Linked DNA regions of Homo sapiens: region 1 is linked to region 2. A link is a contact called in ENCODE Hi-C or POLR2A ChIA-PET data. All regions are on one chromosome and are shown on one strand. The core of a region is the stretch at or near the end of the contact, and the rest is flanking DNA. Distances in the headings are between cores, read along the strand shown.

Region 1 (4,557 bases), core at 890-3,389, 160 kb before region 2:
GGCAACCGCTGTGTTGAAATTTCACTTGGGTTCCCCTGGCTCTTTTTTACCTGCCTCTGCCAAATTGTTGATGCCCTCGCCTGTTGGAAATGGATGACTTTGAACAACGAGGGGCAAGGAGCCTCTCTTTTACTTCAGAACTACTACAGCAAGAATTCAAACTCTTTGTTTTTGAGAAAATAGCTCCTAATGCTGTGTTGATTTTACCGTGTGCTTCAGAAAAAGACCCTTAAGGCTAATTGATATGAACATATAGAGGCAGTCTGAGCTTACCAGAATTTATATTACCTGATGTGTTAAGAATCAGGAAGCTATTTATGCTAGCCTATAGCAGCAACCCTTTGTATTTAGTGTGTTTGTGTGTACACACATACCTGTGTAAATCAAAATGAAAGCTTGCTTTTGTGATCTAGCACAAGTTTTGCCATATCATATATACATTTTTAACTTTTGGAAGGTAGAAGACAATTGATAGGCATTTAACATGAAGAAAACATGCATTTATAGTCAATATTAATAGAATAGATGGTACTAATCTATAACAGTGAAAAATAAAGAAGGTAGAGGAAGGAGGACAAAGACAGAGAGGAGACAGGGGGGAAAGGAGAAGACAGAAAAAAGAAAACCTCAAAACAAGGACTGCTCTGAGAGCCACAACTGAGTTTTATGCTTCTTGCTGTCATCTTTCTCTAACCTTAAAGGGCAGAAAGCAATTGGGAGAACTAACCTGCACTTAGATTTCAGCTTCCATAGGATGTTACATTCTCAGGGTCTATTAAATCGATTGGACTTTGACCTTAGCTTCCACGAAGTCCTTACCTTTTGATTGGGGCTGAGAGGTCTGATTTAACCTCATGGAATTTGTATTTTTTGGAGGAACTCCTGCCTCGTCCGTACATGGTGAAACCCCCAACAGCAGCATTTTTAATTTCCAGATTCTCAGCAGACACAATGCACAGACTGTAGAAAACACCTGCTCATCCGGACCGCTCAGCTCACAGGCTCCTTCCTCAGGGGAGCATCTGATGCTCCAGGCAAGGCAGACCCTCTTCTTATACTCTTGTGACCTCTTAGACTTTTCTTTTGTAGCACTTACTCCAGACTCTAATCATATTTATGTTGTGATTGTTTATGCAATGGTTTTCTTCCTAACTAGGCTCTGAGTTCCATGAGAGTTGCAATGTCTGCATCCCTTACCCTTGTTGATATACTGCACTGTGCCCGGTACCTAAGTAATTGCTCAATAAATATTTGTTAAATGAATGATTATAATAGTATGCATATATGCATATATAGTATGATAATATATATAAATATGTGTAAAACAGTATATATACACATGCTATATTAATAGCACATCATGTAATATTGTATGTCTACACACACATACATTCAGTATTTACTCAGTTTTTCTGTATAAGTACCGCGCGCTAACCGATTGCGCCACTGGAGCTCTAGTATTTACTCAGTTTTTCTGAGGCTTATTTACTCATTGGTGAAGTGAAAGTGAATGTAAGGCTCTTTGCAAACCCCAAAGTGCTAGACCAGTAGGAAAGATCAGAATAGCCTTTCATATTAAACACTATGAAGCCAGGAGCTGTGGCTCCCAACTGCAATCCCAGCACTTTAGGAGGCTGAAGTGGAAGGATCACTTTAGCCCAAGAGTTTGAGACCAGCCAGGGCAACACAGGGAGATACCATCTCTACAAAAAAAAATTTTTTTAATTAGCCAGGCATGTGGTGCTTGCCTGTGGTCAAGTAGCCTCAGCTACTCTGGAGGCTGACGCATGAGGAACACTTGAGCCCAGGAGGTTGAGGCTGCAGTGAGCTGTGATTGTGCCACTGCACTCCAGTCTGGGTGACACAGTGAGACCTTGTCTTCAACGAACAAACAAACAAGCAAAAAACACTATGGTAGAGACCCCAGTAAATGCCTTCCATGCTTATAAAATACATTTAAGTATCTCTCAATCAAGTTTTCAGTATTCTCAAGTCAGTCTTTCATTCTAAATTTAGAGTCATTTCCAAATATAGTGCATTTCCTGTCCCATTCCTTCCCTGAAAGACAGCCGTGTCCAACTAGAAGTGGGCCTGACGCCTCTTATTAGCCCGGTTGCATTTCTGTCTCGCTCTTGGCTGCAGTGTGTGAGCTGATGGGCCCCACGTGACTGTGTTCACGTCCAAGCTTAGTAGAATGAATTTTTCCAGCATGATTTGCAAGTCACGCTATCACATGCCTCCTGAGTCCAGCTGTGCCGCAGCTGCCGCCTCCCCTGCATCCGCTCATCTTGCACTTGGATCAAAAGCACGAGCACATTTGCCTGAACCGATCTGGTCTCGGCCCAGCTGTTTGTTCCCCATTGTCATCAGGATGTTTACAGACCTGCTGTTCTTGCTGTACTTGTTTCATGATCACACTTGGGTCTGCAGAGCATTTTAACACATGGCTGTGGCCGAAGCTGGCAATTTGACTAGCTTTTCTTGGTCACTGAGACTTCTCTAAGGCATTTCCTTCAAACCTTCCTAACTATGTGTATGCTTGCACATTTCCACAGAGGCAACAAGAAAAGGAACCAGGGCTATAAATCCTGTTAAAGATGGGCCATGAGTGTCCTTCTGGCCTACTAATTTTATCACGATTAGTTTCTAACTGGACAAGAGAGCACTTCCAGTCTGAGACAAAGCCAGATTAAAGGAAGAAATCTATTCTTCTTACTCTAATTTGGTAAGTTGGGAAAATATAGTTTACCTTCTTAGGAAGTTGTCTTGACTGCTCCTAAAGTGTGCTGATACCTGTCACATGACAGCAGGTATTTTCTTGGCAAGAATTGTGCTGGAATAGCAGTTGGCAGTGATTGTGGTGAGGGCGTGGAAAGGTGTCTAGTGGGTCCAAGTGAGGTTCTAGGTCTAGCTGACCCCTAACTATGAGAAGAACATGAGTGAGTCATTCATTCTCTCTGGGATTCAATGTCCTCCCATTAATAACAGGCACCACTTATTATCATATTAAAACCTGTACTTAAAAATCTGTTTTCTAGACTCACCCCAAAGATCCTGATTCAGTAGGCTGAGGAGGTGCCTGAATGTCCCTATATTTTGATGTATCACAGTGCATGGTCAGCAATTCACTGTCTCCCCTGCAACTACAGTGAGCCATCTGACCTAGGATATTTTATACTTTTAATCAAATGCTCTTTCATGATAAATAACATGGCTCTGATTTCCCAATAGCTCAAGCGTTAAGAGAAAGACAGTTCTGCAATGCAAAGCATCCTAGGCTCATCTCTGTGGGCTGAGGCCACAGAGCTGCACTGTCTACTACAGTGGCCATGACCACATGTGGCAACTGAGTACTAGAAATATAGGTGTCTCGAACTGGGATGTGTTGTTAGTATAAAATATGCAACAGTTTCCAAAGGTTTAGTATGAAAAAAGGACTGTGAAAATACTTAATAATTTTTATGTTGATTACATGCTGAAATGATATTTTTAAATATATGACAGGTTAAATAATATATAGTACTGAAGTTAATTTGATTTGTTTTTTAATAGTTTTATTGAGATATAATTGATATATTAAAACTATGTACGTTTAATGCATATAATTTGAAGAGTTTGGACATATGCATACACCTATAAAACTATCACCACAATCAAGGTAATAGACATCTCCATCACCTTTAAAAGTTTCCCTGTGTCCTCCCTCCACTGTTTTTTTCCTTTTTCTTTGTTTTGTGTTGTTTGTTTTTGGCAAGAGTGCTTAACATGAGATCTAACCTCATAACAAATGTTTAAGGGCATAATACAGTACCATTCACTATGGGTGCTATGCTGTACAGCAGATCTCTAGAAGTTATTTCTCCTGCATAACCAAAACTTTATATCAACTGAACAAGTCCCAACCTACTCCCCCCAGCTCAGCTCCTGGTAGTCACTTCTATTTTCTGCTTGTGTGAGTCTGACTATTTTAGGTACCTCATAGAAGTGGAATCATGCAGTATTTGTCTTCTGTGACTGGCTCATTTCACTTAGCATAATGTCCTCCGGGTTCATCCATGTTGTCTCAAGTGACAGGATTTTCTTCTTTTTAAAGGCTGAATAATATTCCATTGTATATATATACCATATTTTTTTATCCATTCATCTGCCAGTGAACATTTTGGTTGCTTCCATGTCTTGGCTATTGCTAATACTGCTGCAATGGACATGGGAGTACAGATATCCCTGCAAGATTCTAATTTCAATTCTTTTGGGATATACCCAGTAGTGGAATTGCTGGAACATATGGTAGTTCTATTTTTTATTTTTTGAGGAAACTTTATACTGTTTTCTATATTGGCTGCACTGTTTTACATTCCCACTAACAGTATATAAAAATTCCAATTTCTCCACAGTCTCACCAACATTTTAATCTTTTTTGTCTGATTTATTTATTTATTTTTGAGACAAGGTCTTGCTCTGTCACCCAGGCTGGTGTGTAGTGGTGTGATCATAGTTCACTGCAGCCTCGAACTCCTGGACTCAAGCGATCCTCCCACCTCAGCCTTCCAAGTAGCT
Region 2 (4,595 bases), core at 917-3,416:
AAAAAACTAATGCCAATCCCAGCACTTTGGGAGGCCAGGTGTGTGGATCACCTGAGGTCAGGAGTTCGAGACCAGCCTGGCCAACATGGTGAAACCTCGTCTCTCCTAAAAATACAAAAATTAGCCAGGCATGGTGGCGGGTGCCTGTAATCCCAGCTACTAAAGAGGTACAAGCAGGAGAATTGCTTGAACCCGAGAGGTGGAGGTTGCAGTGAGCCGAGATCACACCACTGCACTCCAGCCTGGACGACAGAGTGAGACTCCATCTCGAAAAAAAAAAAACAAAAACTAATGCTGGAAAAACACCAATTCTCTGTATGACTGAATAAATGGAGACATCACTGACCTGAAAGATCATGTGGGAGAACATAAGAATCTTAAAATGTGAAAGAATTAGGAAATTATCTAGCTCTTACCAAGCACTGGGCAGATGAGAAGTTGAAGACCCGGAAAAGTTAATTTGGCTTGAAATTTTACCCTTATATTTCTAGTTGATATTAAGGATAATATTAATTATTTTTAAGATTCCCTAATTTTATTTTGTTGCTATTATTTGAAAGAATTGAACTGGCTTTGGACATCTATTATTCTTTTCATAGAGACTTTGAGCTTTATGACATTTATTGCAAAGAGCTTCAGCCAGCGATAACATCAAACAGGAACATACTCTGTATTTGTTTTGTAGTGGCTGTACCCCGCTGCTGGCTCAGAGGAAGGTGCAGCCTTCAGAGCGTGGATTCTGGAGCCAGAATGGCTGAATTTGAATTCTGACCCTGGAACTTTCTAGCAATGTAACTATATGCAAGTTATTCTCTTCATACCTCAATTTTCCATCTGATAATTGGGTATAATGATAGTATTTACCTCATAAAGTTGCTGTGAGAATGAAAAGAGTTAATATTTATGAAACATTTAGAACGGTGCATGTTAGTATAAGTCTAACATGAATTTTGTGTTTTTTTAAGATATTAAGCTTGCAGTTAACCAAACTCTCGCATGTCTTTCAAGTATGTGGCTGCCAATTTATTCTCTCCCAATCTCAAGTTGTGCCATTGATTTCATTTTTAGAGCCCAAAGGTAAGACTTTGAGTATCCCTTTGGTGGTGCTGGCTCAGCATCACTTTCATTTTCCTTCACTCTCTGCACCCCACCCACCTACCCACCCACCCATTTCCTGGTGCAGGTGCTAACAAGAGAGTTGGAAACAGAAGGGAAAGAAGTCTGCTGCAAACTAAGCGTGCAGTGTGCAGTCATTGAGATTTGACTGCATCTTAACATTGGCACTCAACCAAATTTAAGTGGCTCTAAGTACTTTTAAATTAGGCATATAGTTAAAATTTGACAAGCACATAAACTTAATAGCTGATTTCCAGGCAAAATTACTACCAAAACTGATTTTAACTGCCAGTAAAATAAGCCCAGGGGGTTGTTATTCAAGGTAGCCCAGTAAAATGAAATAAGGATCAGGACAATGGGAACAGTTGTGAAGATGACAAAACTGTCATGTCTACAGGTGGAACTAAGTGTCTGCCCTGTTAATGGATATAGACACAATTCAGGGAAGCAAGCCATCCAAATGCATCACTTGAATCCTGTTTGGTTGTTCTGACGTAGAAGAAGAAAAGAAAGAGAATCAATTGAGGAAATGTAAGATGCAGAACTACAAAAATAAACTTGCCGTCCCTGACATCTGTGTTTATAAATGCACTATATTAAACAGCAGAGATTTTCCCCATCGTTAGCCAACACCAAGATGGCGTCTTGCAGGCTTTGTTTTTTCTTCACCCCTAATCGTAAGGGCTTTCTTTACTCTCTCTTTGCTTCCAGCTTTTGTCTTATTCTCCCCATAAAGAGTTGGCAGAGCATGGCTGGGCAATTTCAGAAACATGGTTTATAAGTGACTTGCTCTATTATTTTGCTATTAAAAGTGAGTCTGTGCTAACTATTCTTTGATGAAGAAGCAGTCCCTTCCAGCCCCCAGGTGGAGATTTTCCCTATCAATAACGCCAGAACAAGTTTGAATCAAAGAAATGACACATACAGTGGCCAGATGTTTGGAGAATAAGAAAGGGAGCTAAGTTCACACAATTGTTCTGCCTTCTTGCTTTCCGCTGAGGTTCTTTCCTGTGAGCTGTAGGACTCATTAACAGACAGCTCTGCTCTGGGCATGCACACCGACAGCCTCAGCCTAGCCCTTCAGCGAGAGGCTGCTAACAGGCGGCCTTCCTTTTCCTGTGCAGCTGGTGTTTGCAGAAGGACATGATTTGAAAGTTGATTTATTTACCCTGTCTTTGAAAAAAAATGAATGGACATAGATGTCTGTTTGTTAAAACAATTAATAAACTCTAATAATATGATTAGAATTTAACAGAAAAACATCGTTGGCTTGCAGGTGGAAATCCAAGGTCTTCAACTTTTAGGATGTTCATCATGTAGCTGTCTCACTCAGAACAAGATAAGATGACGTGTTTGGTCTTTAAAAACAAAACAGTCAGGAGATCGAGACCATCCCGGCTAAAACGGTGAAACCCCGTCTCTACTAAAAATACAAAAAATTAGCCGGGCGTAGTGGCGGGCGCCTGTAGTCCCAGCTACTTGGGAGGCTGAGGCAGGAGAATGGCGTGAACCCGGGAGGCGGAGCTTGCAGTGAGCCGAGATCCCGCCACTGCACTCCAGCCTGGGCGACAGAGCGAGACTCCGTCTCAAAAAAAAAAAAAAAAAACAAAACAAAACAAAAAAACAGCTGATCAGTTCTTGTTTTTTACTCTACAGCCTTTGAGTCATGAATGAAGAAAATCACTTTCACTTGTGGGAGCCAGTGGGCTCCAGTTCGTGTTGTCTCTGTTGTCCGTGGAGACTTTGAAGATGTTTATATGCACCTCAACTATCAAGAGGAAGAGAACATGCCAGAAAGGGCCTCTTCCTCTTGGGCTAGCTCCTCCTCTCAAGTCCCTTCAAAAAGTCAGTGTGTCTGAGACACAATAGACACAGCTTAAATAAAGTGAAGAGGGATAGGCCGTAGAAGAAGTAGTTTCTGTCTTTAAAAAATGTATTCATTATTTTGGGGAATAATATAAACCTGAACACCAATTTAAAAAACTTTAAAGGACTATTCAGTGAAAAATCATTCTCTCTCCCACCCTCACTCCCCATCAGCCACCATGTTCCCAAACCAGAGGCAACTGCCATTATATTTCTAGAGTATTCTTCCAGAGACATCCTATGTAGATATAAACATTCATACATACACATATATATGCTTTTAAAATATGCAAATGATGTACAATACACATTGTTCTGCACTTTGCTTTTTTTTTTTCATTTAACAATACATCAGACAAAGATGTTTTTTCTGCTCAAAGTGCCATCAAGAGAGAAAAGTCATTCTTCAGTTCAATGATCTGCATCTGTTTCTGGCTTATTGTATTGACAACAAACAAAATGCAAGTCAAATTCTATTGCAGCCATAGGTAATCTCGGCCTGGAGAAATGTGAATCCTCTTTAAAACCTTACAACTCTGAATAACAGGAAGTGTGGAGTGCATAGAGGAGAAAGGGAAGGATGAATTATGCTTAATAGAACGTTTTATGGAACTGACAGTTGAGCCGAGAGACATTTTGGATGCCATCTTGCAAAATGATTCCTTGCCTAGCTCTAGTAAGTAGAATGCAAAGTTATTGGCTATAATAGCATAATTTTTGCTAGTTAAGGATCTCTATAGGTGGCATAGTGTCAATATTCTGGATATGACATGAGGGAGGTAGAAAGAGAACAGGCTTTGGAATCAGGCAGACCTAGATGTTAATACTGGATATACCAGTTATTAATTTAAACTAGTTTTCTAACCTCTCAGACCCTTGGTTTTCCTTTATGTAAAATGGAAATACTGTACATAAAGAGTGGTTGTGACAATTTGTCTTTTTTTAAAAAAAAAACACATCATAGGTGTCCACTATTACTGTGATGCTGCATAACAAATAATTCCCCCATTCTCCATGACTTGAAATAATGAATATTCATGTTGTATTCATGTTTCCATTCACTGTAGTTTAGATGTACCCAGCTGCTCTTGCCTGAGCTTTTCTGGCCTCTAGGCTTGGGTCTGTTTCAGGTCTGCTTTACACGTCTCGATTTCAGGTCAAAGGGTGACAATTGCCTGGTGGCATGCTTTTCTCTCATGGCAGAAGATAGAACCTCAAGAGGACTGGCAGCAACTCACCATGCCTCTTATAGACTCAGCTGGTCTATAAGACCAGAACATTGTTACTTCTGCCCACATTCCATGGGCCAAAACATCACAGGGCCAGGGCCAAGGCCAAATTCAATGAAGTAGGAGGAATATTCTCCCTGTAGTGAACCACAGCAAAAGCAGGCAGGGGAGGAAGAATCATAAATAATAGATTCAGGCCCCCAGTGCAACACCAGGCATCTACAGTGTTCACATAAATGGGAGCTATTATCACTATAGTATCAAATAGGAAAGGTATTAGAGATAGCACTGAATGTATAATAATTCTAAAACACACCTTAAAAGCAATTTAATTTTTTAAAAAACCACTTTAAAAAGTCAATCGGTTTGTAATTTTGTTCTTCT

The links. A loop is a pair of places that touch in the nucleus more often than their neighbours do. ChIA-PET counts read pairs that join two places held with the same protein, here RNA polymerase II (POLR2A). Pooled maps may share reads with other maps.
Region 1: a map of heart left ventricle shows a loop between it and region 2 (2.7-fold over the local background). The contact joins two enhancer-like sites. A Hi-C loop is called at or near these places in 6 of 168 maps with a recorded cell type or tissue (IMR-90, Right ventricle myocardium inferior and heart left ventricle) and 3 of 50 pooled maps. POLR2A ChIA-PET finds 5 or more read pairs at or near these places in 1 of 52 experiments (T-cell).

What each region holds. Positions count from the first base shown.
Region 1 is chr4:54,782,117-54,786,673 of GRCh38, forward strand. All of the region lies in intron 2 of LOC105377657 (a long non-coding RNA gene), which reads left to right. Among named protein-coding and RNA genes, the nearest start is that of LINC02358, 61 kb to the right of the region's middle. Within about 2 kb of position 2,140, at least 12 of the 41 ENCODE cell types and tissues checked have a DNase peak (open chromatin) inside an H3K27ac peak, as active enhancers do.
Region 2 is chr4:54,940,030-54,944,624 of GRCh38, forward strand. No RefSeq gene overlaps it. Among named protein-coding and RNA genes, the nearest start is that of LINC02358, 97 kb to the left of the region's middle. Within about 2 kb of position 2,167, at least 9 of the 41 ENCODE cell types and tissues checked have a DNase peak (open chromatin) inside an H3K27ac peak, as active enhancers do.